2 separate regions of the Homo sapiens genome follow, and region 1 is linked to region 2. Evidence: chromatin loops called from intact Hi-C (ENCODE). Cell type or tissue: mammary epithelial cell. All regions are shown on one strand. Each heading gives the region's core, and the rest is flanking DNA. Links, peaks and the distances in the headings are about the cores only.

The links. Hi-C counts contacts between places; a loop is a spot of excess contacts. Peaks named below come from ENCODE experiments on the same cell type or tissue, not always from the same donor. Only the 100,000 strongest peaks of a DNase experiment are listed, where the experiment ranks them.
Region 1: it touches region 2 in a loop (4-fold over the local background); 11 of 110 quality-filtered maps call a loop at or near these places.

Annotation. Positions count from the first base shown.
Region 1 is chr7:134,685,861-134,701,919 of GRCh38, reverse strand. All of the region lies in intron 1 of LOC124901750 (a long non-coding RNA gene), which reads left to right. Among named protein-coding and RNA genes, the nearest start is that of BPGM, 47 kb to the right of the region's middle. In mammary epithelial cell, for the core only: CTCF peaks have their summits at 7,426 and 11,725; DNase peaks (open chromatin) are centred at 8,419 and 9,319; H3K27ac peaks cover 288 bases.
Region 2 is chr7:134,770,887-134,786,945 of GRCh38, reverse strand. It overlaps CALD1 (caldesmon 1), which reads right to left and starts at 7,312. Exons shown (of 15, transcript NM_033138.4): 1 at 7,197-7,312. All of the region lies in intron 1 of LOC124901750 (a long non-coding RNA gene), which reads left to right. RefSeq lists an enhancer at 1,824-2,324. In mammary epithelial cell, for the core only: no CTCF peak of the experiment used is centred there; DNase peaks (open chromatin) are centred at 7,445 and 8,495; H3K4me3 peaks cover 2,888 bases; H3K27ac peaks cover 4,395 bases.

The sequences.
Region 1 (16,059 bases), core at 4,346-12,345, 86 kb after region 2:
CTTGGGTTTTTCACAGTTTTCTTGATAAAACAAAAGGTGTTCAGCCTCTTAAAGTTTTTGCCCAGTTCTTACCCTTGACAACAGCACCTCATCACCAATAGTCAGTAAATTTCATTTCTCCCATATCCATATTTCCCTTGCTTCCAGGGTAGGGGAATGGGTTTTGGCCCTGGTTTCATACAGCTGCAGAATGATTTCCAGAATGACGTCCCATGATGGCCATGTGAGAGGAAACAGGCACGAACTGCCACCTGGGAGTGATTTCTGGTGAGACATTTCATCTTCCATGGTGGCTGGCTTAACAGTCAGGCTGGTGAAAGCCAAAAGTTCATCCTCCAGGAATGTTCTGGAGGTTATGCCGCCTGGAGGTAAAGGGTTATTCTAAGCCAGTCTCAGAACTTTGGACCTTTGATGTCTAATTCAATGGTTAGAACATGGGCTAAATGCTTTTGATCCCTAGATGGGGCCAGTGAGCTTGGTTTAATTCAGTGGCCTAAAGCCCACCACTGACTATGTTGGTGAATTTCAGTGTAGTTATTCAACAGGAAGACCAAAAGGAGAGGCTTCACCTCAACTCCTCTCAAGCTGGTGTGCTATCCCAAAGCAATTTGAAATGCCGACATTGATTTGGCAATGATGTATATGAAGGAAGAGTTATGAAGCTCAGTATTAAAGACTGACGTTTCTACTTCTTCCATGCTTTCGTTATGTTAATGTCGCCTCCACATTACCTTCAGATGGAAAGAAAGAACATCACATGAATGGTCAACTACAAAAATTAACTATTTTCAGTCCTGGATTAGGTAAAAAATAATGTATATGGCAAATCATGAAGTTAAGTATTTTCCAAAAATATTTTTTACTGCCTTAACATACTGGAAAAGCAAAAGAATAAAGATGTTCTATTCAAGAATGTAAGTTTATAAATAAGTGGGGGAAAGAAAGGAACATGAGGCCGGGTGCAGTGGCTCACGCCTGTAATCCCAGCACTTTGGGAGGCCGAGGCGGGCGGATCACCTGAGGTCGGGAGTTCGAGACCAACCTGACCAACATGGTGAAAACCCGTCTCTACTAAAAATACAAAAATTAGCCGGGCGCAGTGGTGGGCACCTGTAATCCCAGCTACTTGGGAGGCTGAGACATGAGAATAGCTTGAACCCAGGAGGCGGAGGGTGCAGTGAGCCGAGATCATGCCATTGCACTCTAGCCTGGGCAACAGAGCGAGACTCCATTTCAAAACAAAACAAAACAAAACAAAACAAAATGCAAAAAAAGAAAGGAACATGATCAGGGAACTGGGAGGACCTGGGAGAGTGTGAGTCCACATGGATGAGGATCCAAGCTCAGAGAGGCCATGTTCTTTCCTAAGGTCACACAGCTTAGATAAGGGTTAAAATAAGAGAACATTTAACCCATTTATACCCGAGATTGCAATTTTTGAATTTTTGCAATCAGACCTTGGTGATGACCCTAAGCAGTAGGATATAAATAACTCCCACGTGCTCAGCGTTCCAGTAATGGAACACTAGGCATAAATGGGTTTTAAACAAGTAAAAAGAAAAACTCATTTTTCTGATTCCTAGTATAGTGCTTGTTCCTCTACATAATGTTGCTGTCTAGATTTTTTTTTTTAGATTGTTCATCCATTTTGGAAGCCTAATTGGCAACATAATGGAATTTTCTGAAATCCACAGAGAGAAAAAAAGAGCCAACTACATTCAGTTTTTTTTTGTTGGCTTGTTTTGTTGGAATGTATAAACAATTCACCAACAGACATCATTTCATAGTCTGAAAGGAGTGGAGAATTAAAGAGATTTTGTGCTCAACCTCTCAGTAGAGGAAAGCCCTGTGACATCAATGCACAAGGCTATGGTTGAATTATTTTGGATTTGAGGTATGTGTGTGGGATTTGAGGCATGAAAAGAGGTAAGAGAGGAATTAAAAGGAATTGTTGCTTTCTGGAGAGCCCCGAGTTCAGATACAATGACAGTGAGCTGATCTACGTCTCTTCTTATAAGGAAAATACCATCACTCAGCTACATTTCTGAGAAAGAGAAGCTTTCTGTCTAAAAGAGGACCACAATGAGTTTGTTGAGCTAAATGACTCTTTTGAAGGAATGTTGTAACAAGGAATGGCTAAACGTGATTTGAAATCAGCTGGGTTATTCAGAAAACTTGCCTATTTACATGAGCGCATCCAGCCATTCACGGTTGCCCACGTAGTGCAAATCCTTTTGCTTCTCCATCACTGGAACGCCTTTCCTTGGGGCGAGCCTCTTCTCAGCCTTCAGGAGCCAGCTCAAATTGCACCTAATAAAGTGTAGCCTTCTCATACTGGCCCAAGGCCAAACTCCTTTGTCAGCTTTGCATCTATACCTCAATATGGAATTTACCAAAATGATTCCTTTCTGCCTTTCCTTCTCCATTTGATCATCAACTCCTCAAGATTAAGGACAGGGTCATATTTATCTTTACACCCTAGTGCTTAATACAGTGCCTGTACATGTGATGGTTGATTTTATGTGTCAGTTTGGGGGCACAACAAACGTCATGCACTGTTGTTTGGTCAAACATCAGCCTAGATGTTGCAGAGAAGGTATTTTAAAAGATATAATTGATATTTAAGTGAGTTGACTTTGAGTAGATTACCATACATCATGTGGGTGACGCTCATCCAATCAGCTGGAGGCCTTAAGAGAAAAGACTGAGGCCCTACAAAGGGGAAGGAATTCTGCCTCCAGACTCAAGTCTGCAATGTCACCTCTTGCCAGAACTTCCAGCCTGCTGGTCTGGGCCTGCAAATTTCAGACTTGCAGTTCCCACACTTTCTTTTAAAATGAATCAATCTCTGTCTCTCTATCTTTCTGTCTCTCTCCATATATATGTATATGTCCAAATATATATGTGTATATATTGAATCAATATCTTGTTGATTCTGTTTCTCTGGAAAACATGGAGTAATACAGCACATGTTTAGTAAGAGTTTAGTGAACCACCAACTTAATAGCAAGGAAAAGGAAGACGGCAAGTAGGGCTGAAGGCTGGACGGGAGAGGGAAAATGCTGGAAAGTATATGAGTAGATAGAGATTGAATAACCAGGGAAGAAACTGCATGCCACTCTTTTTAAGATAATGATGTCTACCTTTATTATGCACCTGGGTACCATATGTGCATAGAAATATTTTAATGCAATTGGATTTCCTTGTATTTTAGAGACTCTCATGTAAATATCAAACTGTAAGGTAGAATGAGATTAAGATATTTAAAAAGGGATTTAGGCCAACATAAAGCACATATAATAAAGGGTATTTATGTTTTATGGAGGATTTTCTGGAATCTTTAGAATCTTTGGGGACTGGATTAAGTCCCTGGGATTCCTAAACCCTTAGGAGTCCTCCAACTATTTTCAGTATTTTAAAAGTCACATTGAAGTCCTACCCCTGCCTGCTAAGCCTGCACAGTCTCGTTAAAATGTCAAATTTTGTTTGCTTTGGGCTAGAATTCTGTTAACCAAGTTTGATGGGGTTGGTTATCTTTTGCTGCCCAATATCTCTAATTGGCAATTGCACATATCTTGGAATAACTTTTTAAAAATGGAAGCATGGATAAACTAATTTTAAAATGCAGGTTGTTCGATAGCAAAGTCTTTTAAAACAAAGGAGGCACAAAAGGTGGAGAAAAAGAGGTAATGAAAGGAGTTTCTAGTGATGGGCAGGTGAGGAGCCTCATAATGGATAATTACTGAGCTCCTGAAAGGCCCAAGAGTTGAGTAAAGTCAGTGCAGTATCTGGTTAGCCACAAAGTTCACGGTGGTCCAAAGTTAAATGTCCTGAGTTTGCACATGCAGCCAAACTCATGCACAGATGCCACTAGAGAGATGGCTCAAGAGAAGCCACCACAGCAAGCCAGAGCATCCAGGTGAGATGCAACATGCTTACGGCAACTGCAGCAGCACTGTTCATTCAGCCTCGACCAAGGTAGGCCAAGGAGCTCCACAACTCAGCCCAACTTTGGGCCCCATCTCTGCCCCTCACTAAGCCTTTGACTTCTTTGTGCCTCAGTTTTCCCATTGGTAAAATAATTGATAATGATGGGTTCCAGGGTTGTTGCAATAAATAGTGTAACATATAAAGCACCCAGACCAATGACCGGAACAAAGCAAGCCTCCAATGCAGGTGGATTCTTGTTACACCTTAGGCACTGTGCCAAGAATCTTGCACACACCTTTTCCTAGTCCCCAGAACAATCCCCCAAGGAAAGCACTATTATTGTCTCCATTTCACAGATGAGTTTAAGGAAATTGTCTAATGTCACTCAGCTCATCCGTGGCAGAAACTGGACTCAAACAAAGCCTTGATATTACCAACCAGGGTGTGCCTGCCTGGGGGACACCAACTTACCTCACTCACTGTGTGCCCTGGGGCAAGTCACCTGGCCTCCCTGAGTGTGCATTCTTTCATCTGTAAAAGTAGAGGGTTATTTTCCAATTTCAATAATATATGTATTATGGTTATGTATGAGGTCATCATTGGGGAAAGCAGGGTGAAGAGCACATATCCACCCTCTAGACTCATGTTTTAACTCCTCCTAAGCTAAAATGATTCCAAGTAGAAAGTTTACAAACCACTGTAGGGATACACTACTTGGCAATTTTCCTTGTGTTGGGCACATACATGGTGCTCAATCAGTGCTTCTCGATGTGATTTGTTTGATTTCTAGACGCTAGAATGTGACCAGTACTGACCATATTGGTTTTTTTTTTCTTTTTTTTTTTTATTATACTTTAAGTTTTAGGGTACATGTGCACATTGTGCAGGTTAGTTACATATGTATACATGTGCCATGCTGGTGTGACATGAAAAACAGGTCTCTACAAAGTCTCTTGATTTAAGTAGCAAAAACAAAGAATCTGAGTTGATGGAAGCATTTTATTCTTTAAAAAAGTATCTCTCGGCTGGGCGCGGAGGCTCACGCCTGTAATCCCAGCACTTTGAGAGCCCGAGGCGGGTGCATCACGAGGTCAGGAGATCGAGACCATTCTGGCTAACACGGTGAAACTCCGTCTCTACTAAAAATACAAAAAAAATTTAGCTGGGCGTGGTGGGAGGCGCCTGTAGTCCCAGCTACTCGGGAGGCTGAGGCAGGAGAATGGCGTGAACCCTGGAGACAGAGCTTGAAGTGAGCCAAGATCGTGCCACTGCACTCCAGTCTGGGCGACAGAGCGAGACTCCATCTCAAAAAAAAAAAAAAAAAAAAGGTATCTCTCATGGTATTAAAATTTTACATATTTAAAATTAAAAGAAAAAAAACTAGGAGGTTGGAGGCAGAGATCTTTAAGGCCCCTTCCTGGGGTAAAACCCTTGTTCAGGATAGAACAAGCCACTCGTTGCAGGTCCCCTCCCCAACCCCCCTCGAACAGAGGCGGGGTTCTGTGCATGCCCTGCCCAGTGCCTGAGGCTGCCAGTCACACCTCCCTGTCTCCTTTCAGTTTAGACACTGACCTCCCTGGTAAACATGAGTGTGTCCAACTTCTACCCTTGAAATTACTGTAGCCGCCTTCGGGAGCAGCTGGAAACCCTTTCTGCTAGGTGTGTTTTGTCTGATCACATCTGGCCAAGGTGGAGGTGAATACAGAACTAAACAGCTCTCTTTCTGTGTCTTGGGGAGCAGTGAAAACCTGGGCTCAGGCAGGTGGGCTCCAACCACTTTTCCCAGAAATAGCCACAAAGGGGTTCTAAAGAAATAAGTAAATAAAAATAAAAGCCCAGTGTTCTCTTTTTGATTGAACACCCCGTTAACTACCTGGAGTTTTGTTCAGGACAGAGAGCTCTGTGTCTCTTAATTTGTTACACAAAAATTAAGCAGAGCTGGACACATGAGTCAACCTCTCTGTGCCTCAGTTTCCCCATCTGTTGTCAGTAAGCTTCTGCTCTGTGAGAAGCACTTTACTTATATGCTGGAAAGGGAGGGCATGGGAGGGAAATAGAATAGAAATGAAGGGCTTCTTTTTTCTTATTTTAATCCGTGGCCACACTGTAAAGCAGCCCATTTTAAAAACTCGGCTGTCAGAAGGAAGTCAGCAAGACCATACCAGTGGGGCCAGGACCAGGCTGAACAGAAACAATTGACGCGGTTCTAGCTTGGTTCCTTCACAAATAGCTCTCAGTGGGAGCTGCTCCTCAAGGCCAGGCCTCCTGGGTCGTCCTGGGCGTCAGATGGAAATGATTTGGGCACATCCGGTATGGCCTGAATCTGATCCTTAGGGTAAGATCTGAGAAAGAAAAGAAAGAGAAGGAAGAAGGCAAACTGATTCCCTTAAAAACTATGCATACTGAAAACTTGATATTTAATGCTCGCCCCTTAGAGCTGTATTCCTAATTATTGGTTTGTAAGACACAACATGATTTTCCCCCTAATTCTTTCCAAAAATGCATTCCATAAATGGTTAGCATCCCTGCCAGTGGCCTCAGTCGACTCACATACCAGCTTTAAGGTCAATCCCTTTGAAACCAATGAATCAGTCCCTTGAGTTAGGGGATTATTTCCAGATTCCTATAGCTGCGGGCCTTTTTTTTTTTAAGTTGAAAATGATCATGTTTCTTTGTAGCTGCTAATTTTTAGAGAGAAATAGACAGTGGCAGCAGTGCATGTACACAATAGCTGTGACATCCTCTAAGGCCCCTTAGCACACTCTAAGACACTCCACCACCCACTTCCTTGTTGCGTTGGCTCTTTCCTAAGGGCTCAAAACTCTCTGTGTTCAGAATGTCCAAGAAATTTCCATACATGTTATTGAGGTTTTGCCATTATGATTTGTCATATTACGGAGAGGTGGTGAAACATGGTGGCTTAACACATGGGCTCCAGAACAAACTGCCCAGCTTTGAAGCCCAACTTTGCCACTTGTCCCTGTGTGACCTTGAGCAACTTACTTAACGGCTCTGTGCCTCAGTTTTCTCACCTGTAAAATGGGATCATATTAGTACCTACTTTATACACAAATATGTATAAAGTGCTCAAGCAGGGCTTAGACAGAATTAGTTCCACACAAGTGTGAGTTACTATTACACAGTGTTTTTAGGTAGGGCTTTGCACCACCAGGGACTGCTCTGATGACTTTTAACCATCAACATGGAAGATGACCAGAAGAATCTGGGGACAAATGAAAATGCATGCAGAGAATGAAAGGAAGGATGCCGAGTGGCTTTGTGACTCTTCTGAGGACATTAAGTTTATTTTCTTTAAAAAAGGCTGATGACGGAGGGAATTATAGACTGTAAGTACCAGGGAGTGCTCAAAGACCACGAGGCTCTCCTCCTTATCGTAGAGCCTGTTGTCAGGAAGTTGAGTGCAGAACTTGTGCCAGCCCCTGGGGTCTCTCAGTCCTCAGCCCCTAGGCCCAATTCTTCCCATTGCTCGGTGCTGCCTCTCCTGGGGGAGAGATGTAATGCCAGGACCGGGTCCTCAGCTCTCCTAGTGTTGATTCTACAGCACTCAGATGGTTGGCCTTGTTTTGAGTTTCGTCTTCTCTGATTCCCTACATATTTTTTGCAGGACCATTTTGCCCAAATGCAATTTTCTCACCCCACTCCCAGGCTTACGAGTCTCTAGGGCTTCCCTCCTGTGTGTGGTGTGGCTTTGGACCTGACTCTAATTTTTATGGAGGCTTAAAGAAGCAGTTTCATTACTTCTCATTTTTTATGTCACTTCTTATTCCATCTAGTGCTTAATAATTTGCTTTCCCCAAGAGTAGGTGCTCAGTAAAGGCTTTTTGCCAACAGAAGGGACATAGGGGCACTGAAAAGTTGCTCGACATAAGTATCTCCAAGGCTACTCAGTAATTTAATAGCAGGTATAGGAGAAGATCACAGTTTCCTCTTTGTTCTCTCTTGTATCTGATGGGAATAGGAGGTGGAAGGGTGATACCTCCACTTAGAGAATACAGGAGACATGTTTATTCTGACCATTTAAGTCATCTGTGACATAGAGTGTCAAACAATATTTATTCTCAGGCTCCAGTGGGATGGCAGAGATAGAAAAGAACAAGAGGCAGCCTAGGCTAGCAAGGAGGACCTGAACTGGAAGTCAGGAAGTTATGTGATTGTTAGTAGAGGATGTAATGATTAGAAGCTATTCTTAATCAAAGAATTCTTAATAAAAATTCCTAGAACTTCCATGCCTTCAGCAGCTCACGCAGCCAAGAAAGAAATTATCCACGCCCTGGGGGAACCTAAAGCCCATCAGCTCCCTCGCTGCCATGTGCAACCCAAGCGCGGAATAAGGCTCACGGGACCTGTGCCACATACTGAAACAGGACTGCCAGCTTCCCAAAGTGGTCAGTGATGCTCCTCCAACTGCAGCTACTCTTTGATGACCTGGAGGGGTGTTTAGTCATCATCTGAGCCAGTGCAGTTCAAATCAGCCCAGGGTTCTGATGACGCACCACATACACAGGGGGAGGATGTGGGGAGCTGAATGGCAGAGTCCTGGGGCCCCTCCTTCATTTCCACAGGGCAGCTCTGCTTTCAAAGACAGGGTTGTGATTTAGAAAGAAGAAAACCTTAATTTAGAGCCACTGCTTTGGGGAATTAAGTCTCAGAGATGAAGTAATGGGCTGCAGGTCATTCAGCCAGTTGGTAGCAGAGCCTGGGGTAGAATCCAAACCTTGAGCGCCTCGTGCCCAGTCCCCTTCCACTTCATTCGCTCGTGCTGCCAAGTGTCTCATTATACACATACGTCTCAAATAACGATGCTAGAGGATGCTCCAGTAACACTTTTTTTTTAAAAAAAGCATTACAAAAGAAAGCACCAAAACGTCCACAAAAGCATACACAAGGTTATTTATCTCCAACAGCCCAACGCGACAAGATAGCTTCACACCCAGCTTGCAGGTGGACTGTTCTCTCTCCTCTACCCCAGCTGAAGATAAAAAAGGCCAGCCCTTGGCACCATCAACTAGTCAATAACTTAGTTTTCCAGGTCTTTCTTAAAAAAGACAGTTCCTCCTCCTCTTTAGCCCTTTTCTCACTGTCAAATCAAGGAGGAATCCGCCACCAATAAGTTTACTGGAACCTCCATTGACTGACTACTTTTCCATTGTGAGTAAATGTCTTCAGAATTCTCTGTTCCTTAGTGGTATGTGCTGTTAAAATTTTATCTCTAATGATTCCAGTAAAGACTTTTTATTAAAGGAATTTCGAACATCCATGACAGAAACAAGGGAAGATGCTTTTTCTCAGTGGTTGGGGAAGACCTGGTGATCATATTAGGTGTTAATTCAAGCTGCACCTCAGGTGGCTTAACAGCAAATCCTGTTTTGATCTTTTAAAGGCAGAAATCCCTCCCTAGTCATCGGGACCTATGAGTAGAACTTGAAGCATCCTTTGTTGGTTTTTCAACCACAGCCTGCCTGATAAGCCCCTCCACGCCTTTTGCCAGGATTCTGCCTGGTAGGGAAAGACACAAGGGCCATGATGGCACCCTCCTCTTTGGCCCCTTTCCTATTCTACCAAAAATCTTGATTTTCCTCTGCCTCTGCCAACTCCTCTGTGGTCTCAAGTGTTCCAGGAAATGAGGAGTAATTCTTTAAATCTTGCTTTAAAAGGGGAACACCATGTGACTCCTCCCTGTGGTGGGTGAGGGGTGGGGTGGGGAGGCTGAGGGGGCTCAATGGTGCCTGTAGAAGTCCAGGTTCAGGTCTCTTGGGGGAGGAGGAAGCTCTGTCGTCCCTTCCACTCAGCATCAGCCAGCCTGGAGACCGCATCAGATTGGCATAGCTCCCTGGAACAGTCTCCCCTTCCCTTCATCCTCCACCACCGCACCCCCCCACCCCACCGCCTCCCGCCCCCGCCTTCTCTTAGCTCTTCCCTCCCTCTGCCCCCAGGCTCCTACTTGCATTCTTTATATCTTCTGGCATTTTTCATGTTGTTTTACTTTGTATTTAATAATAGCTCTGCATTCTTTTCTTTATCTGAAATCAAGGCTCATACCTGCATCATGCGTTCACTTTGGGAGTAAAATTTATGGCCGAACTTGCCATGGGGTTAATTGCTTTTCATTAACTTCATACTTCTTAATTATTACAAATTATTTGCCTGTACTAGAAATAGTTCCATCCTGTGCTCCAAATTTACTAGCCTGCAATTGCAACCAGAAACGGGAAGTCTTGGATTGCCGGTGCTTGGGGAGTGAGGTTCCCAGCTTTATGCATCGGAGTCTGACCAGACTGAGGGTAGGAAGACGGTGGGTAATTCTAGATCTTTAGACTTCAAAGCCCAGATTAGGGCCCGTAGGCCAAATAAAAATTGAATTTAGCTTTTCTGAGCCATAGACTGTTCTGTGTCTCAATTCTCAAATCTATAAAGTGGAGTTAGGAAGACAGAAAGACACGATGTGTATATTTAATAACAAGTTTACTTTAAAATCAGTTTGAAAAACCTATACTTCACATAATGAGTGGGGTTTCAAAAGCAAGAAAGAGAAAAAGTATACCCACCAAAGGGGAGGGCAGAATAAATCCCAATGGAAAATTTGTGCCTTTCTGTGGTTGGAGTCATTTGGTCAAGAAATGATGAAATTACAAATTTCTGAAAAGGGCGTGTGTGTCGGAGTTCCTGAGGTCCAGTTCTCAGCATGGTACTTGGGCAAGGCCAGTGTTGAACTCTGAGGAAGAATAAAGAGAAGGAAGTGGTCACGACCAGCATTCTTTGCCAAAACAGCAGTGCCTCCATGGCCTCGTACTGCCCATGAGTCTCTTCATCTCATGGATTTGAAGCAAGCTCTCTCAGCAAGCCTGTACACCCATTGTCCCTTGCAATGTGATTCGTCCTTTGACTCCTTAGATGGGAATGGTTGGTAAAAAGGGAATCGCAGCTGGAGGTTTGTGGGAACTGGCATATTCAGACTACACAAAGGCCCTGTGTGTGCAGACACAGCCACAGCTGTGGGAGCCAAGGGCCTGGCAATGGGGAGAAGTAGGTATTTCTCAGTGCAGGAAAGCATTCCTGTCCGTGCTCACAATCCATCTGGTATTGACTTTGAACTCACACGCAGAAAAAAGGAATGAAGTCGGCCCAGCAGCTGAGCCCAGAATCAGCTGGGAGGACATTCAAAGTTCCCTGTAAGGGAGCGTGGATGGACAGAGGAGGACAGGGATTTGTAGCCACTTCTGCAATCGCTCTGACCATTGCCAAGTGGGCTAGCAGCAGCAGATGTTCCAGCAGGAGGGCAGTGTCTGTGCCCAGCGGCAGGGCCATTGTCCTTGCTGGAACCATCTCACACTGTTCACTGAGTCTTGTTCTCAGCTGACTGGCTTTCCAAGCTTAACTCTCTTGGCTTTCCCAAAGAGTCTGTGAGCCACCCAATATCCTTTAACAAATTCCTTTTCTGTTTAGACTAGCTAGACTGGTCTTTACAGTTTTTAATGGAAGGCCCTGGCACTGATAGCTTTCGAAGGCTGGAGCTCTATGGCTTTTAATACTCCATGCTAAAGAAAACACAATTTTTTGCTTTGTTTTATTTTCTGCAAATAAAATGTCTTGTTCTCCTCTTCCTATGTGTGTATTTATATAGTTCAGTTAGGCTTTAATATACAAGCTCTGAATTCTCCAAATACCAAAGCAGACAGTTTAAGAAAAGAAGGAAAGCAAACGCCTATTTCTCCCACTTTCAAAAGCACACACTTAAATTTTGTGTGGAAAAAAAATCTAAGCTCTCTAGCTCCACTCGGTGTCCTGTTGAACTGGTGTGGCACCATGTTACTCTTTCAGAGAATGAAAATGAAACTTGCTCACTGTAGCTTCATTGAACCACTTTATTCTTTGACCAATTTTGGATGGGTATTTTAATTAAAAATTTTTTTCAGCCAGGCACGCGGTGGGCTCACGCCTGTAATCCCAGCACTTTGGGAGGCCAAGGCAGATGGATCACGAGGTCAGGAGATCGAGACCATACTGGCTAACACGGTGAAACCCCGTCTCTACTAAAATTACAAAAAATTAGCCTGGTGTGGTGGCACACGCCTGTAATCCCAGCTACTCAGGAGGCTGAGGCAGGAGAATAGCTTGAACCCAGGAGGTGGAGGTTGCAGTGAGTTGAGATCAAGCCACTATACTCCAGCCTGGGTGACAGAGCGAGACTCTGTCTCAAAAAAAAAAAAAATTAAACTAAAAACAGTATGGGACAGTGGCCAAGAGCGTGGGCTTTGGAGTTAGGTCAACTTGGATTTGAATCTTGCTGCAGCTATATACTAGCTTTGCGACTGTGTCTTGCTACTCAGGTTTTGTGAGGCTCATCTGTAAGATGAATATAATAAAAATGTTCACCTCAGAATATTATTGTGAGGATTAAACAAGATCCAAGACCTGGCTTAAATTGCCATTAGAGAATGACCCAGGGGAGCTTATTCATTGTAGCTAAATGATAAAATTTAAAATCAAGATTTAAATGCTTTCAGAAGGGGTGCATTTAGAAACACTGAAGTCTCCTTGTTACTCTCTTTTTAAATATGATAGGAATTACAATTCTTATAGAGATTATGCTACACAATGATCTATGTTTACACAAGAACGTAAATGTTGTCTTGGAGAGATTACATGCTCAGATGGCAGAAGCTCTTCAGTGGCAATGAGGGCATGGGCTACTGGGCTACTCTTTGGCTTGGAAGACCTTTCCTGTCTTCCGTTCACCCTACCATGGCTCAATTTGGCTTCTGCCTACCTCCCCAATCCCATCCTACACCACTTCAGCCTTCACTACTGACCTTAGCTGTTGTCTGTTGCCTAAACACCTTCTTCAAGTTGTTCAGGTTACACTGACCTTACCTATTATCTGTTGCCTAAACACTCTCTTCTGTCTCAGGACTATTGCACTTGTTACTTCTTCAGCCTGGAGCGCATGTACAGGTACACACACACACTTACGCAAACACACACAAAATCATTCAAAGTTCAATATATATGAAACCTTTTCAGAGAAGACTGTCATCACCATCCTTGATGATGCGTGGTGGCTTTTAGTCATATAAAATGGCTTTATATATTTTAAAGTACTTTTTGTTATAAAGGTATATTTTTCAAGGCATAAAAAATATACAAAACATATTTTATATAGCAGTTTATTAGCTTGGTTGAGTTTTTAAATATTTAGACATTACTTACAGCAAAACATTGAAAGCACCTAATTTTTTTTTCCTGTTGGACATTTAAGTTCTATCCAAATGATGCAACAGTGTTCAGCCATGGAGTAAAATTGTTTGAAGTCTATACAACATGGAGAAATCCTTATGATAAAGACAAGAATAAAATATGAATATAAATCAAGAATATGTCTAAGTGAAACATGCATATAGAAAGAAAGAAATAAAATAGTTCTTAGGATGGGAACATTAGGGAATCTTTCCCACTTATTTTCAAGATGTTTATATGGTTATATTTAACTCTATAATTACAGGTTAAAAACAGGTTGCAACTCCATAAGTAACCTGTTTCTGTACCATTATAGCAGCTGCCTATGGAGAAGGGCTCGGTGCTGACAGGCTACTTAGCCTCACCTGCCTTCCTGTCCGGCAGTGGTAGGATTTCCACCTCTGCTTCCATGTATTGGCATGGTAGGAAGACAGCCGCAGAGAACAGACAGGTCAGATCAAATGCCAGCCAGGAGAAATATTTTAGGCCAGGCACAGTGGTTTACACCTGTAATCCCAGCACTTTGGGAGGCCGAGGCGGGTGGATCACCTGAGGTCAGGAGTTCGAGACCAGCCTGGCCGACATGGTGAAACCCTGTCTCTACTAAAAATACAAAAAATTAGCTGGGCATGGTGGTGCGTGCCTGTAACCCCAGTTACTTGGGAGGCTGAGGCAGGAGAATCACTTGAACCTGGGAGGTGGAGGGTGCCGTTACCTGAGATCGTGCCATTGTGCCATTGCACTCCAGTCTGGGCGACAAGTGTGAAACTCTGTCTCCAAAAGAAAAAAAAAAATAGGAAGAAAAAAAGAAAACAAAAACCCAGCTGCGAGAAATATTTTAAAGAACAAATCTAAAACAGTGGGCAGTTTGGCCCCCCAAGTGGATAATTCTAGGGAATTCTGGAGTTTAAGTTTGCATGACTTTGGCTGGCACCCAGACTTAAATCCATTCAGTTCTCCTGCCAGTGAAGCGAACAGACAAGTGAACAAGCCAGATCCAGCAAGAGTCGATCACAGGGCTCCACAGGAGACTGTTACGAACCCTGAAAGATGAGCAGATATTAGGCAGGCAATGAAAAGAGGGCAAGGTGGGGTGGGTGATGGAGGGTAGTTCAAGGCCAAGGGGACAGCGGGTGCAAAGGCAGAGCCTAGGAGGGGTGCTGGACCTCTGAAGGTCTGAAGAATTACCCTGACGACTGTCTGGAGAGGACTAGAGGAGAGTAAAAGCGGAAGCAAGGGGATCAGCTAGAAGGCTGCTGAAATGTTGAAAGAGAAAAGATGAGGGCTTAACTCAAGGCAGAACAGTGGGGATGGAGAGGGGATGAATTTGCAAGGTAAGAGGTGACGGAATCAGCAGGACTTCATAACCATCAGAAGAAGAAAAGTCAAGGGTGATTGTCAAGATGCTGGCTAGACATCTGGGTGCACTGGTGGGACCAACATTGCCAAACAAGTGTCTAGAAACAAACGAGTACTTGGTATTCATTCGTATTTTAGATGGAAAACTGCCTGCCCCTTTCCCATATTCTGATCCATGGACATCTATGATGTTTATATTTACATTTTATGGTTACATAGGGTAAACTCTATAGTTAATAATCAGGGAAAGAAGTCGCACCGAGGAAGGAATTCCAAGCCTCTTTAGAAACAATCTTTTGTCATAAATATCCAGAGGCATTTATGAATAAATACTGACCCCCAGTGTCTACGTACAGAAACAAAGATTTTAAAAACGATATAAAATACCAAGACTCCTGGGAGAGTACCTGGAATTCCAGCTACAAGTAACATTCCCTGCAATCCAATCCCAGGATCCTAGCAGGCATCCTCAGAGATAAAAATACTGACTAGCTAACCTATGGCCAGCGGCCTTAGGTCTGGAGAATTCTAATGAGTATTCTACAGAATGAGTGTCGGGATGGATTACATAGCCTCAATTGTGTTGCAGAGCTATGTGTTGGCCTTTGCCCCTCTGCTTCAGAGGTTACATATGTCAAGGTCTAGGTTCAATTACTCCTAAGAGTCTTCCCACTAAGGGTAGATTTTATGCAATTAATCTGACTAATACAAACTCCAGCTCTGTCTGATTCCCCATCCAGTTCAACACGACATCCAGAGAATTTTCCTCTCAGGCAGATACAAAGCAGTGTGGTTGGGCAGACATTCCCTCTTCAATACTGTGTGGTTAGGGTTAAGTTCACGAGAATTTTTTTTTTTTTTTTTTTTTTGTGATGGAGTTTCACTCTGTTGCCCAGACAGGAGTTCAGTGGCGTGATCTTGGCTCACTGCAACCTCCATCTCCCGGGTTCAAGTGATTCTCCTGCCTCAGCCTCCTGAGTAGCTGGGATTACAGGCACGTGCCACCACGCCCAGCTAATTTTTGTATTTTTAGTAGAGACAGGGTCTCACCATGTTGGTCAGGCTAGTCTTGAACTCTTGACCTCGTGATCCAGAAAGGAATTCCATTACTATTGGTTAACTGCAAGGTGATGGCAGTCATAATCGTGTTTCAGATTTGTTGTTTCAGCACACAAGCTCATTGCTGGTCTGATGCAAGCTGTAGCCTCAAAGATAATAGAAATAAAATAAGTATACAATTTGTTTCTTGACAAGATAATACAGACTTAAGAAGTCTTTCTCTTGGGCCAGGTGTGGTGGCTCATGCCTGTAATCCCAGCACTTTGGGAGGCTGAGGCGGGCGAATCACTTGAGGTCAGGAGTTTGAGACCAGCCTGGTCAACATGGTGAAACTCCATCTCTAATAAAAATACAAAGATTAGCCAAGCATGGTGGCGGGCACCTGTAATCCCAGCTACTCGGGAGGCTGAGGCACAAGAATTGCTTGAACCTGGGGGGGCAGAGGTCGCAGTGAAC
Region 2 (16,059 bases), core at 3,774-11,773:
AGAATCTCTAGAGGATAGGTCTCAGGGATGTGTATTTTCAAAAAGCTCTACAGTTGATTCTGATTAAGATACTGGTTAAGATGCATGGGTATATAGGCAGATTGGGCAGCATTGTATAACCTAAATTTGCTAACTGTTAAAACATGCTCTCTTACTATCAGGGGAAGTAATGTGGTATATTGAAAAGGTTAACTGCTTGGAACTTAGGAGCTGTGTGTTTTGGAACTATCTTACCACTAATTAACTGGATGACTTTGGTCAAGTCACTTGGTTTGTTATTTCATTCAACAAATATTTATTGAGATTCTGCCGTGTGCCACGCACTGGGTATATACGAATGAAAAAAAAATAGAGGTTCCTGTCCTTATATATCTGACAGACCAATAAGACAGGGCAGACATTAATCGAAGAAACCTACAAATACATACATAATTTTACTTGGTGTGGCTAGGCTTTGGAGAATAAAAAATAGATCACTGGTTCATATTTTAAAAAGAATTTCTACTTAAGATCCCAAATTTCCTGTCCCAACCTTCCCACACATAATATAATTATATGTTTTAAGTCCACTCATTAATAAAACACAAAAACACAAACTTAAAAGCTACTATGAATTCAATAACTCTTTTAAATAAATTAGCATTTTATCATTATAATGTATGTATAGAATTAGAAAAATAGTAGCACATATGATGTAAGATATATTATTTACTCAGAGTAGCTTGCCAAAAGCACTTGCTGCATATACAGATTTGTTTACCTCTTGCAATGACTTTGTGGCCTCCCAGGGATCCACCACCCAGAGGTTAAAAACCTACAGACCACATTAATGAAGACTAAAACATGGTACTTGAGTAGATATGGCCCTTCTCTTCCACAACAGATATCACTATCAGTGACCACATTTTCCCCTCCCCTCTGAGCTTAGATTCATCCTCAGAATCCTTCTTAACATGCCAATTGGTTGGAGCTGGCATACAGATGAAAAGTTATATGTACTCCTTGGGCTGAATGAGCTCCTAAGGTCTTGCCCAGCTTAAAAATTCTATGAATTTATATATTCAGTTCTGTTCTGCTGCCTTGAGAAACACAAATGCCTTCTCCCATGTTCATATAAAAGTACCCCAAATATTAGAAGATATTTATGTGGCCTCATTTTCTTTTCTTTGGGATAAACAGCTCTAGATCCCTTATCGGTTCAGCATATGTTTTGCCTCCTGACTCCCTCCAGCCTTTGATGCTAACCCTAGAATGCATATGTATCCATGCCTTTCAGAAAAATGAGCCCAGAACAGAGCACAAGTTCCCAAATGGGATCCGAACTATGCAGAACTCAGGGGATATTTTAGTCCACTTGACAAACACCATGATGGGTGCTCAATGGATTAAAAATTACATAGCAAATATTGCTTAGATCTGAAACTTCCAGTGATTAAGAGTACACCAGCTTTTATGCATTCACCTTATTATGTACTGTGGTTTACATTGAGTTGTGCTTGTTTTTATTTATTAAAATTGTTAAATGATTACATATTAAATCTTCAAGACTGCTTTCATTTGAAGGGAGCCATATCACATGGAAGATTCATATGAAGTTTCTTGCCAACAATAATATCCAGAATGTTTTTTCCCAAAATCTTTCTGAGATGGATGATTCTTATCCTTTCAGTTACCAGTGGTGCAAACTTCTAGATTAATCTCCCTTAACACTGGCTCAGTGGGTCACAGTGATCATCAAGAACTGTGTGATCATTCATTGGGTGTTTGCCTCTCTAGGAGTTTATTCACCTCAAAATTCAAATGATTCCCATTGAGAGCTGTTGGACATTTCAGCTAATTTGCCTTCCATGCTCAATTTCTCTTCTAACTAAAATTACCCATTGAGCTCTTCTTTGCCCAGGGGTGACCACTGCCTGGATTAGAGTAATTCATCCTTAGGCGCGCCTGTGCCTTTGATGTCCTCCTCCTACTAAAGGATTTGCCAAAGACAATAGTCTTTGACTGAACCAATCAGATCTCCTCTCTCAGGACTGGACCTGGAAACACAGAAGAAATTTTCCAGTTGATAGAACAACAGAAAGAGGCAGACACGTGCGCTGAGCTGAGTCACACTAGTGGAAAGGGATGGAGTAAATATCCATGGACCGCGGCTGGGATCCTCTCACCCACCTTGACTCTAACTCTACTCTCTTTGGGCCCTGGTCCTATTTGGGCTTCTGCTCTTGGATATCCCTGTGATTTCATCCGTTCGTTAATCTGTGTCTTACAATCCTGGCCCTTTACTTGAGCTACCAAAGTTTGCTCACATAGAGGTCTATTTCTTCCTAACACTGGGCCATGTGCTCTCCCAGACTTCACCTTATTCATCCATACACTACTTCACTAAGCTCTGCCTGACTTCTGATTTTTGCTGTTTCTTCTTTACTCACCTGGCTGTCATGCACAACTTAGCCCATTTTTGTAACTGATATCCATTCTGGCTTAGACTGGTCCTCCTGACCCCAGTGGAACTAATATCTTTGATGCCAACTGGTCCTTGGCCCTCTTGGGCACTTTGCCTTGGTCCTTCTGGTCTTCAGCACAAGGTGAAGTCAGCCTGGTTCCCCAGCAATGTATCTTGAGACAAGCGAGGGGGAATGTTATATGTGGGTGTCAGAGGAACTAATTATATATTCCTGCTTAATATGTTTCTCTCCAAGTGAGATTATTCCCTTTTAGTCAAGTGCTTTCATGGAGTATTCACAAAACAATGCCAGAAGCCTCAGGATACCATCAAAAAGCAATTTATCTTCAAGTTATACATCATTTATACATATACATATATTTTCAAAGAAAAGCCATGTACTAAAATGAGTGCCCGATATACTAAAATCTTTTAAAAATGTATTTTCCTTCAACTATTCCCTTACTGCTGCTTAGCAAGCCTTTTATTAACTTCTGGGTGTTCTTTTTACGTACACTTAATAGCAGCCATTCCTGGATTTCTCTAGCCCCCACGAGCTCCCCATAGAAAATTGCTTCTTTTCTGGAAATGACCTCTTTTTCTTTGAAATGGAGGTCATATGACGCAATCTCCACCTATATATCTGTGTATTTACCCCCTCTTTTCTTCCTTCCAGATCATGGACACCTCCACTCATGTTCTGATCCCATCCACCCTTGTCTTCTATGGGAATCCAGATCTGACCCCACTCCCCATCTTACATGCCCCAGCTCAAAGGTCTCTTACCTGTCAATCATGAAGCGTGGGTTTACAAAGGGACCTTAAGGGTTCACAGTTTTTATCAGATTCTCAAAGGTTTCCATAGCAACAACACAGGGAAGAACAACACAGGGAACAACCTCATCACCCCTCCCTCACAGCCCAGGTCATAGTTTCCCCCCGACCCCGCTCCCATAGCCTTACCCACAGCCTGCCAATTATGAGTTTGGGGTGAGAAGCAGAGTGGGTCCTTACCACAAAACATGCTCTGACATCTCCTCTGTCTGTGCAAGTGGCTTTCCCTAGCTAGAACCTATCTGTGCTAGAGTGTTCTGCTGTACTCTGGGCCTCATCTTAGAGCTGGCCCCTGCAAATTGTCAATGTTGGATCAAGAAAGCTCCCTATCCGGTACAGGGATGGGGGAGCTGGGGAAGAGGTTACAGGTGGAGGCCTGGGGGTAAGGAAGTTAGGGATGCAACTAGGGTCGGTTACAGCTGGGAGCACTAAAGACAGAAGCAAAGAGGTGAGAGGCGAGCTCCGTGGAGCAGTCTGGTTTCAATACCAACAGGAACCACAGCCAGGTGTTCCTGCCTTCCTTGCCCTTCCTACAAGGCCCAGGCATGACGTTCCGGGGTTCATTCCATGCTTTTGGCTGGAGGCAGAGAAGCTGCCTCAATTACTTAAGGGCTTTCTGTTGTCAGCACTTTCTCACTGGTCTTATGCTCAAGTGGATCTTTGGATTTCCTGGTGCCTTGTACCACTGATGGCCCATCTTATTCCACTTCCTTATATTTGTGTCCTCTTAGTCTGTGATCATCAAAGTAAAAATTCAGACAACATTGGGATAGACCAGTATTCACTGGACACGGCTCAGGGCTCTAGAAATAACCAGGAGCGAGAAGATATCACTCAAGGGTCCTTAAATACGAGAAAGGAAGAGATCATTAGGGATACTAGGTAAGAAGTGGAGGATACCAGCCAAGATGAGCATAATGTCCAGAGGACTCAAATGATAGGCAGTTCAGGGTATAGAATCTGCAGGGAAGAGGGAGCAAACAGCTTCATCTCATTTGGACGTCTTAACCACTGTGGGACATCGGAGAAGCATTACCAATGTCCGTTCTTCACTCAACAGATGAAGTCAAAAGCTGATGATTTCCTCAAAAAGGTCAGGGTTACTTAAGCAGAGGAACCAATACTAGAACTGAGATGTTGTAGTGGTTCTCATAAGTTAAGCCTGTGCCAAAAGTTTCTCTTTAAACTACCCATCTACTCAGGACTTATGGGCATCTCTCCAATAGCAAACTTGGATTAGCCTGACAGATGAAGGACTTTCAGTAAGGAGCTAATGGTATCTTCTCAGGCCCTAAGAGAACTTAACGCAGAAAACGCCCTTTTGAAGTCTGAAAATTCTTTGGCAGCATCTTTCTAACCTCCTCCTTAGTCCTACCATGCTATTTGCATACCACTCTATCAGCATTTTTCCTGTCCCCCGACCACATTTCTGAGACATGTGATAGACTACAGGCAAATGGGGAACTAGCAAATCTCTTTTCATGCCCATCTCTGAATCACTTTTGCGTCTTGCTAAGGAATGACTAACTGGTAATCATGCTATCAAGAAAATGGCAAATGGAGACAATTACATGTGTTTCTACAAAAATGCCTGCTGAGGTGCATTTTATTTATCAGAACAGAGAATACCTGGGCTAGATTCTGGACCTTTACATGGCTGGCCATAAGATCAACTTATTCTATCTACCTAAGACAAGGAGATTCTCAGGCCAGTCACAGGAGCCAATTAGAATTGTTAATGATTCTCATAATAAGGCAGTTGCCTTACTGTCAGGAAATGCTTTCATGTATCTCATTTAAAATCCTTTAAACTGCAGTTTGAGCCTGGTTCTCCTTCTCCTAACTTTAATATAAGAATTGTGTATTTACTTAAGGCAATCTTTTGACTGGAATGATTTAAATTACACCTTCTATTTGCTTCGAATACTTGAAACAACCCTGCACTTTACTTATGGATCAATCCATTGTACATACATTCCTTGTGTGTCCTAGGATCAACTCTTAGTGACTTTTTGTTCTGGAATTTTGTGATTATATTTCTGAAATGAAAGTTACTGTTTTCATTGTGCTCCTTTGGCCTCACTATGTGGGGAAATGTGTTCTAGGTAACATTCAACAGGAAGGAAGTAGCACAAAGAACTGCCTAAAATTCAGCATAAACTCAAATCCTCTCACTCTATCTCTACCTATAACAGCAGAACACCTAAAGTGTTACTTGGAAAAAAATGAGTGTTTTTATGGTTGTTGGGGGTGGGGAGCCCAAGAGAAGGGGGATGGGGGATCTGGAGAGAGTGGTCATAGCACAGTTTGAACTTTCAGGGATTCGGAGATGTTGGTTTCAAAATGGAATTTATCCTCAAATCCCAAGATTATAGATCTCCTTCCAAACTGCATTCCCTTCATGGTTTAGAGAACAGTTAAAAGAAAAATTGCTCTCCATATTTTGATTGACATTAAAAACACTGTGAAAATAGTTTGGAACTTGATCTCTTCGAGGGAAGGACAGTAATTAAACTATAGCTTTTGCCTGCAGCTTTTCTCTCACACTTACTCAGAACTGTTCCAGGGAAGGAAATTCACAAGGAATTCTGTTCTCATATATCACTTCTAGAAGGAGAAATAGGCATTCCCAAGAAAATTATCCCCAAACTTCTAAATACAAAGAGAAAACTTTATTTAATGAATCTCAACCCCAAACTACCGCATTGCATGGAATAAAATCCAGTTGAATCAGTCATTTGCAGCTGGTAGTCTTTAATAGCCAGCACTACTAAAAAATCATCAGATTTACCCTGCTTGCCATATAGCATCTAGTCTTCACTCAGGTTCTAGCTGTATATGTCTGGTTTTGACAAACACATTAGAAGGATTTTCAGTTTACAAGTCCATCTGCATAGTCCTGTTAATAGAAGGCATCTATAAATATCAAGCACTTTGTTCTCATCCACTTTTTTTGACCATGTATTGCCACAGCACTAAAATTCCCCCACCCCTTGCCATCAGCTCTTTCTAAAAGGAATTCCAGGCTACTACCAACTAGCTGCCTTGTACTACTGTTTCAGACACCCAAATATGTCTATCTAGATATAAAAGCCTGCCTCCTTCCTTTCTGAAACACATTGCCAATCGACATCTCTTTAGATTCTCTAGACACACTCAGGCACACTTTCAAACAGAAAAAAAGATTTCTTAAAAAATAGTTTGGTAGGACGTTAAATGTGCTTTCTAAAAAAACACACCCACTAGCGCATGCATTCTCTTGTTATTAGGTTTTATAGGAAACAGACCAGCCTAGGCATCTTCTGTCTTAGCAAATATCCCATCAGTGACATTAACCCAACCAGTGCTAGGTGCTAGTGATCTCTCCATCTCTGACCGTATTTCCTTGCAACTCTGGAAGTCTAGTTTTAAATACTGGCAGCAGACTATAACGCAAAAGCCTTTGGTTAAAAAAATCATTCCCTTTTGGCTTCTCATCAACCTAAAGGATTGTTGATTTTGTTTTTAAAGCAAAACCTCTTCAAATCTTTGGCAATAAAAGATGCAGAAGAGACTGTGTGAGCAGTCTGGTGCAGTAGGCTTGCTAACACTGGCCTTTGGATATCAGGTATAATCTCATATGGCTGTCCTAAACAAAAGGCTATCCTAATCAAAGTTGCCAGTGTTCCCTAAATGTAAGTCTCTATATGGTCACTCTTCTTGTCCCAATTCTAAAAACAAAACTGGAAATCTCATCCTGTTTGCCTTCCGGGAATATCCGTATGGCAGTGAAGCCCAGTCAGGCTCGGGAGTTTGCATGGTTTATTGCCTTGAACATTCTTGCATCTCCAGCTACCTTAGCCAGGAATGTTGACTGAAAGCCGGAGAAAGTCCCCAGATTCTCTCTAGAAGATAAAAAAGAAAGCCTTCTGTGCCTTACCTTGTAGTCTGAAACTTCTTCCCGAGGACTAAGTCGGAAAGGAAGGACTGATTTCTTTAAGCAGGAGCACAGCCAGAGAGCAAGCAGGCGGGCAGGCAGGCAGCCGAATACACACTGCTCTATTCAATAAAACTCCAGACCGCCCTTCCTTGGCCCCTCCCAGAAGTCCATGCTAAGTGAACACATATCCCCTATGTTTACAGTCGGGAGGCGGTGGTATGCATTGTCCTGTCGTTTTTCTAATAGGCAGCCAATGACGACACCCCAGCCAAGGTGGATGCAGCCTGCCTGTGGAGATGCCTGTCATTCCCTAGGCATGCTCAGGAAATCACTCATCAGAAAACCCAAGACCTAAAAAGCTCTGAAACTGCGTGCACGCTGCCAAAACCAGCCTGCTCCATGCCCTTTTTTGGTTATCCTTAGCAGGGCCTCTGGAAGTGAATCCATTGTCAGGAACAATCATAAGAAATGTTAATCTTGGAGAAAGAGGCTGTCTTGTAGAACACAAATGCAGCAATAAAAAGAAAGCACAGTCTCTGAAACAAAAAGTTAACAGATCAGTTTATTGGGCGTGGGGGTGGGGAAGGCTTCTTACCAGAGGGAGTCTTAATAGTATATTTCTTTTCAAAGTACTTGCACATACAAAATGAGTTTAAATTGTTATGCAATTCTAAAACCTGAAGGAGACAGGACCCGGGTCTGCTGAGCAGACTAAATTCTAGCCTGAAAGAGGCACACCTCCCCAAAATACGTCTGCATGTGTTATAAAAATAAGTGACCAAAGGGAAACCAAAAGCGTAGGTCTTTTTTAGCAGGTAATACTGGCCAGAATAAACCTAAGGTCCTACAGGCTTGGATATCCTCACTGGCTTCACTTTCCTCTCCTTATCTCTTTTGTTTCCTCAGATTTGGTGATGTGGAGATAGTACTAGAAATTCCTAGAAATTGATGCACATCAGAGAGGGTATGAAGAGACCCACCACCTGCTTTGGGCTGGGGTAGACAGATGCATATATCCCGCAGAGGTGACATAATGTTCAGGTGACGTCTTGAAAGTGCTCCGACCAACTCTTCATGGTTAGGATGTGTGCTATAAGAGGGTCAGAATTAGTAGATGCTAATGAGAATTAAGGTAACTGGCCCACACATAGTCTTGTCCTTTTCAATACAGAATTCACTCAATTAGTACTTAATTAAAATTGAAATCCCCTTTTTTTGGAGCACTTACTATTTGTCAGGCCTGGGGATAGGTGCAAGATCTATGTCTCATTGTTATATGTTTGAGACTGTTTCATCACTGACCAAGAAGTTTCACAATATTTTTCCTGGCTAATTACAAGTCCAGATACTGGTCTTTAAAAATGGGAGGTTTTACTATATGCCTTTCCCTGTTTATGAAGATGTGACTTAGAAATGATCTCTGTTTACGAAAATGTCCCTGCCCTTTGTGCCTCTTTTAGAACAGTTGGGAAGTAGCCAGTTCGCACTGTTGGTTTCCTTCTTCAGCCTTCCAGCATTAACAAGTTACCCAGAGGCATCCATATCAACTCTCTACACTCATCTCTTTTTTGGGAAGGTTGCTTCCCTCCCCTCTTCCTGACTGCTACTGCTGCACAGCCCAAAAAACTATAGCTGAGGCTCCCAGGCAGAGGGAGAGATGAGCCTCAGGCATCCCAAGAGGAATGCACTTTCCCAGAGAAAAGAATAAATAATGGTTGGTGGGAATCATACAGTCAATGTTGCATTTCAGGTACACTGTGGCACAAGCAGGCATTTGTGGAACACCACTGTTTATAAAATTGTTCCTGTGGGAAAATGTCTTCTGATCCCAGATAAATGATTTAGAAATAAATTTTCGGAACACGGCCAGTTTTGCTGATGGGGACATCCCATATCTGACAGGAAGGAAAGATAGAATAATACTACATAGTCTGGTAAACTGCTGGGCTTGAACATATTGTAGGGCAGACATCAGGAGTTCAGAAAACAGCTGCAATTGGTGATGTCTGTGCAAAGATATGACCTGTGTCCAGAGACGTTCCGGGTGCATGATCTCCAGGTGGTATTCTCCATAACTCAGTGAGGCCTGTTTGAAAGTGCTATTTTCCATTACCGCTGCTGCTTATATCCTAAACCACACTCTCCCTGCTTGTATAAATAATGCCCTTTGGTGGAACAGCATCAGGGTATAATTTTGCAATCTATGAATAAAATAAATACCAGCTTTCCAGAGGAAAGAAAAGTTGTGCTACAAATGGGGAAAATATTATCAACAGGAAACACGGCAGGGACCTGCATTTTGCCTGGTTTTTAGAAGATAAATGGCTAAATATTTTTGGGTTATGTCTTTTGATAAAAAAAATAGTATGTTTCCATAGATAAATTCTGGATATCTCATATATAGGGTATAGTAGATGAGTGACCACACAACCTATTTTATGTATTTGAAATACACTTATCATGGAGGAACTATATAGTTGAAGAATAATTTAACAAATTTCATGTAGTGTGTACCATGATATTGAAAAATTCTTCTTTCTTTGTCCTTTTACTTTTTTTAAACAATCAAGAATTTAAAAAAGAAAGGAAGGGGGAAAAAAAAAGATACATGTTGCTGAATCTCTGCCATGGGAAATTTTACTTTCATAGTATTTACTTTTTCCAGAGGCCATTTGTAAACAGCCCTAAAAATACACGAGATTTATATAGGAAATTTCTGTGAAATATATTTCCCAATTGGATCATCCTAGATAAAGGACTCCTTGTCTATCATAGGCTAGATCAACTTAATCGAACCATAATAAATCTAAAAAGACATTTGGAAATATCTGGACGATTCTTTATATTTTTTTAGTTACAACTGAGTGTTTGCGATCATGTAGATCAGTAGCAAGAAATTATATTTTGCTTGCATGTCAACTTGGGAAAAGTAAAAATAGGCCATTTTTTTAATTCAAAATTAGTTACTTCATTTAGTCATGAAAAACATACCTCCTTCCACCTTAAAATGCCTACTTTATTCAATAGAAAAGAAGATTTGAAAGTTTTAAAAGGCAGCAGAACACCCTTTGCCAGATTCTTTTAGTCAGATAAAACCTTTGCCAACACCCAGGTTTATCAAACAATAAAAGCAGGCTGGTAGAATCTTGATATCAAAATTGGACACAAAAGTACCAAACACAATAGAGAATTTGGATTAAGTGCACTTATGAATGCAGATGAAAAAATTAGTAATTGAATCCAACAGTGTGGAAAAAAGAGATAAGACCAATCCAGAGATGGTTTAAGATCTGAAGATCCACTGATATAATGTACAACATTAGCAGTTTAAAAATAAAATAAATAAGAGAAGTAGAAAAAAGAAAAGAGAAAGATCGTCTCAATAGGTGAATGATACTTGGTAAACTTAGTAATCACTTTGGAAAAAAAACTCTTGGAAAACTAGAAATAGAATCTTTTTAAACATAATGAGAGGCATTTACCAGAAATATATAGCAAACGTCATGCTTAATGATAAAATGTTAAGAGCATTCCCATTATAATCAATGAAAAGACAAAGCCACTACTATCTCTTCTACAACTAAAAAAATGTGCTAGATACCTAACCAAGACAAATAAATAGAAAAAATAGCCACTGGGATTAGAAAGAGAAATAAAGGTCTTTATTTGCTATACAATTATCTGTGTAGAGAATTTGAGAGGATCTATAAATATATTGGAACTAATAGAAGAGCTTAGCAAGATTGTTGGAATTAAGTTCAAGATGCAAAAACCTAGAGTTTCTGTAATCAGCCATCTCTAATTTTTAAATGTAGTGGAAAAAGATGCTATTCATAATAACAAAAAGTGTTCATTACCTGGGAATAAATGTAACAAAATATGTGCAAGAAAGTTATAAAACTTGAGTTAAGGGCATGAAAAACCTGACTAAATGGTGAAATATGTCATCTTCATGAATGAAAAACCTGAAAGTTGTAAAGATATATATTCTCCTCAAAGTAATCCATGCATTCATTATTCTTTTCTTTTTTTTTTTTTTGAGACGGAGTCTCGCTCTGTTGCCCAGACTGGAGTGCAGTGGCACGATCTCAGCTCACTGCAAGCTCCGCTTCCCGGGTTCAAGCTATTCTACTGCCTCAGCCTCCCGAGTAGCTGGGACTACAGGTGCTCGCCACCACGCCCGGCTAATTTTTTGTATTTTTAGTAGAGACAGGGTTTCACCATGTTAGCCAGGATGGTCTCGATCTCCTGACCTCTTGATCCACCCGCCTCGGCCTCCCAAAGTGCTGGGATTCCAGGCGAGAGCCACAGTGCCCGGCCGCATTCATTATTCTAATTAAAATCTCCAAATGACGTATTTTGTAGAACTTGACAAAACAATAGTAAATATTTTAAAAGTAAAGACCTAAAAATAGGCAAAGAGGTTTTTTTATAGAACAATTCTAATTAAGATAAGTGCTATTCACACAAGACTAAACAAATAGATCAATAGAATAAAGCAGAAAGCCTAGAAATAGACCCCAGCATATATGAATTATTTTAGAGGAAGTATTACAAATAAAGAAGAAAAGGGTGGATCACTCTATTAATGGCAGGGTTACAATCAATTTTGTGGAAGCAGAAAATTTAGATTCAAAGTTTCTACTACACACTATAATAAACTAGGTTATATAAAAAACAAACAGAAATGATTAGAAAAAAATTGAAGGTGAATTTTTTTTATCATAGGGTATATAACATAAAAAACAGAATTAACAAATGAAAAGACTAATAAATTTGAGGATATGGTTAAACACGGCAGATCACATAAGAACACTCATTTAATTTCTGCTTCCCCAAACCTCTCCAGACTGATAGTAAAGCAATAAAAAAATCATAAATAAATCCTACAAGACAAAGAGCAAAGAGTACCTGAAAGGAATTAGCATAAGTCCAGATGTTAGGCAAATTTTGGACTATGGAAAATGGACAGATGGCTGGAAATGGACTCAACAGAGCTGAGAAACTGAAATCTGGTCCTGTGAATTAGGATGCCAGCAAGAAGGACGCTGATTCAAGCCTCAGAATCGGGAAAACCTCGGAATATGGAAGCCCTGGGAACCTCTGAGGACAGGCGGTGGAGCAGAAAACAGATTTGTTGTAAGTCTGGGTAAGGAATAGTTAGAAGTCCAGATAGCGTCCTCTACCCCACACAACCAGGTGAGCATCTCTCTCTCAACCAGACGGAAAACTGAAGTTTATTCTGATTCTTCTTTGAAGTGCTGGGCTCAGAGGAACCAGGTGAAGCAGTGAACAGGGAAGAGGCTGAGTGCTGAAAATAAATGTTTAAATGAAAGCCAACTCGTTGAACACTGAACATCTCCAATCGCCTCACCCTGCAGGGCTCCCAGGACACCGACAATCAGGTTTGTATCCCACAGACAGGAAATTGAAGGATTCCATTCCAGAGAAACTGGCATGCTCATGGAAAAAAAGACCTAAACTCACAGACATTTGAGAGACATTGTCCAGTGCACTTTAGTAACCCATTTGCAGCAACTTCCAATTGGCTACTTAGTACCTCACTCTTTTTTTTTTTTTGAGATGGAATCTCACTCTGTCACCCAGGCTGGAGTGCAGTGGCACCATGTCAGCTCACTGCAACCTCTGTCTCCTGGGTTCAATCAATTCTCCTGCCTCACCCTCCCAAGTAGCTGGGATTACAGGTGCCCACCACCACACCCGGCTAATTTTTGTATTTTTTAGTAGAGACGGGGTTTCCCCATGTTGGCCAGGCTGGTTTCAGTGTCCTGACCTCGTGATCCGCCTGCCTCGGTATCCCAAAGTGCTGGGATTACAGGCGTGAGCCACCTCACCCGGCCTACCTCACTCTTAAATATGAGCATCACATTAAGGAAAGAGAGATTATAACAAACAACAGAAACACACACACACACACACACACACACACACACACACACACACACAGAAGAGAGGTTGGGTAGGAAATGGAAGAAAACTTGGAGAAAACTACAATTACAGTTCTCAGTGAGATAAGAGAAGATATTGTATCCATGGAACAAGAAAATCAGGCTTTAAAAAGGCACTTTCAGAGAACAGAAAAGAACGCTTGTGTATGAAAAGTATGATGGCAGAAATTTACAAAAATTCAACTCAAGAAATGCAAGATAAGGTTTAGAAAAATCAACTGGGCACGGTGGTTCATGCCTGTAATCCCAGCCCTTTGGGAGGCTGAGAAGAAGGAGCCTAGGAGTTCAAGACCAGCCTGGGCAACAGGGCGAAACCCTGTCTCTATGAAAAATACAAAAATTAGCTGAGCATGGTGGCACACGCCTGTAGTCCCAGCCCTAGGGAGGCTGAGGTGGGAGGATAGCTTAAGCCCAGGAGGTGGAGGCCGCAGTGAGCCATGATTGTGCCACTGCACCCCAGCTTGGGAAACAGAGGTAGATCTTGTCCTGAAAAAAAAAAAAAAAGTTCAGAAAAATCTTACAGAAAAATGAAGAAGAAGGCAAGCTGGAATAGAAAAGATAAAAGATAAAAACACTGCATAATTACACCTGAGTGTACATAAAAAAGAGGACAGAAAAAAAATAGTAAGAAGAAAATTATCAAAGGAAATAATAAAAGAAGACTTTTGAAAACTAAAGGATACAAGTTTCCAGATCCAAAGGGCCCAATGGGCCAATACAGTGAATGAAAACATATTTCATTCTGAAATTATCAAGTTCCAAGGTTATATGCTTCACCTGAAGGGGGAATAATACTTTGGAGTGAAAATTAGAAACCAAGAAGGAGGACAAAAATCAGGAAACAGAGAATGCAAACCCAGGATAGAGGTGAAAGAGTCCCATAATGGTAAAAGAAAATCCCAGGACAATAGCTGTATGGCTCATTAAGAAACAACCATTAGAGACGGCAGCAGTGGATGCCAGGAGGAATGTTTTAAGGAAAAGTGAGGTAGACAGATTATTCAATGTATTCTTGGCAAAAGCACTTGCAATAAGTACACAGAAAATAAGCAAATGTAAGATTGAGGTCATTATAATTTAAAAAAATTTGTACAAGAAAGGAAAAGTAATCATTGGATACCATATAGTTCAACTGTAAGAAAAATTTACCACAATCGTAAGAATGTAAATATTGCACATTGATTTTTACCAAAACAAAGATGATGTAATTAGATTCAGAGGATAGCAGGCAAGACCATGTTAGTAGGATGATGCTGGGGAGGAGAGCCAAACCTTCGTTTTCTTCAGCAAGAAATCATAGATAATGTCTACTATTGAAAATGTAATAAATAGCAGAATTAGTATGTTGTTTAGGCTCGTGGAAATAAATGCCTAAAAGAACAGTAAGGCTGGGCACGGTGGCTTGCTCCTATAATCCCAGTATTTTGGGAGGCTGAGGCAGGCAGACCGCTTGAGCCCAGGAGTTTGAGGCCAGCCTGGAAAACATGCTGAAACCTCATCTCTACAAAAAGTCTAAAAAATTAACCAGGTGTGGTGGTGCACACCTGTAGTCCCAGCTACTCAGTAGGTGAGGTGGGAGGGTCACCTGAGCCTGGGAGGTCGAAGCTACAGTGAGTCATGTTTGCACCACTGCACTGCAGCCTGAGTGACTGAGTGAGACCCTGTCTCAAAAAAAAAAAAAAAAAGTTCATTTATTCTTTGATTCACTCACTGAACAAATATTTACTGAGTTTCTACCACATGCCAGGGCCTGTTCTAGATGTTGTGAACAAGATACATTTTGATGGAGGGAGGCAGATATACACATTAGTTAACACATGAATATATAATGTCAGGCAGTGGTAAGCGCTATAAAAAAATTTAAAAAAAGAGTAAAGGAATAGGGAGAAACAGGGTAGTCTTTTCTGAAGAAGGTTTTCAACAGAGACATGAATAAAGTCAAGGAACAAGCAGTGAGACTACATGAAGGAAAAGCCTTCCAGAAGGCAAGACAGCAAGTGCATATTAAATAAATAGCAACGAGCCCAGGGGGACTTGGGGAGGAGTGAGAGCCAGTGGCCAGATCCGCCATCCAGAGGCTTCTAGCCGTGGTAAGTACTGCGGGGCTTGTTCTAAGATGGAAGGTCATTGGAAGAGTTTGAGGCAGGAAAAAAAAAAGCACTGTGTCTACCTTGTCTAGAATAGGGGCGAGATTGCCAGAGGCAGAAACAGGAGGTGATTGCCCCCTCCCAGGTGACAGGTGCTGTTGTGGGCTAGGGCAGCGGTGCTTGGGAGCTGAGAGAGCATTTAATTCTAGGACATGGAGATTCACTGATGGCTTAGATGAGGACTGTGAGAAAAAGAGAGGAATCAAGAGTGTCTCCTGTTATGGTCTGAATAATGGAGTGAATGGGAGTGCTATTGAATAGAACGGGCACCCCTGAGGGGGACGGACATTTGCAGGGAGGGGTGGAAATCATATTAGACATATTTCAGGCATGTTAAGATGTTAAGAGGGGAGGGAGTGTCATATGCAAATCTGGTGTTCAGAAAAGGGATCCAGGCTTGAGATGCACATTTGCAAATCCTCAGTTTTTAGATAGGATTTAAAACCAGGAATGAGTTACCTGAGGGAGTGCAGACAGAAAAGAGCGGAGATGTGGGAGCTAACACCCCAATATTTACAGCCCAGAAAAGGAGGCTGAGAAGGAGCTGAGAGCCATTGCTCAGGGGAAGAGGCAGTTGAAGGAAGGGGTGGTGTGGAGGACTCCTGCTTTTGTTAAAAGTCATATAGTATTATTTAACTTTTCAAACAATACAGCTTGTGATAGATTGGGTTATTGTTACCCGATTCACTTCCTCTTTTAATGGAATTCCTTGCAGCACTCTAAGTAGGCGGACTTGACCATGTGGTT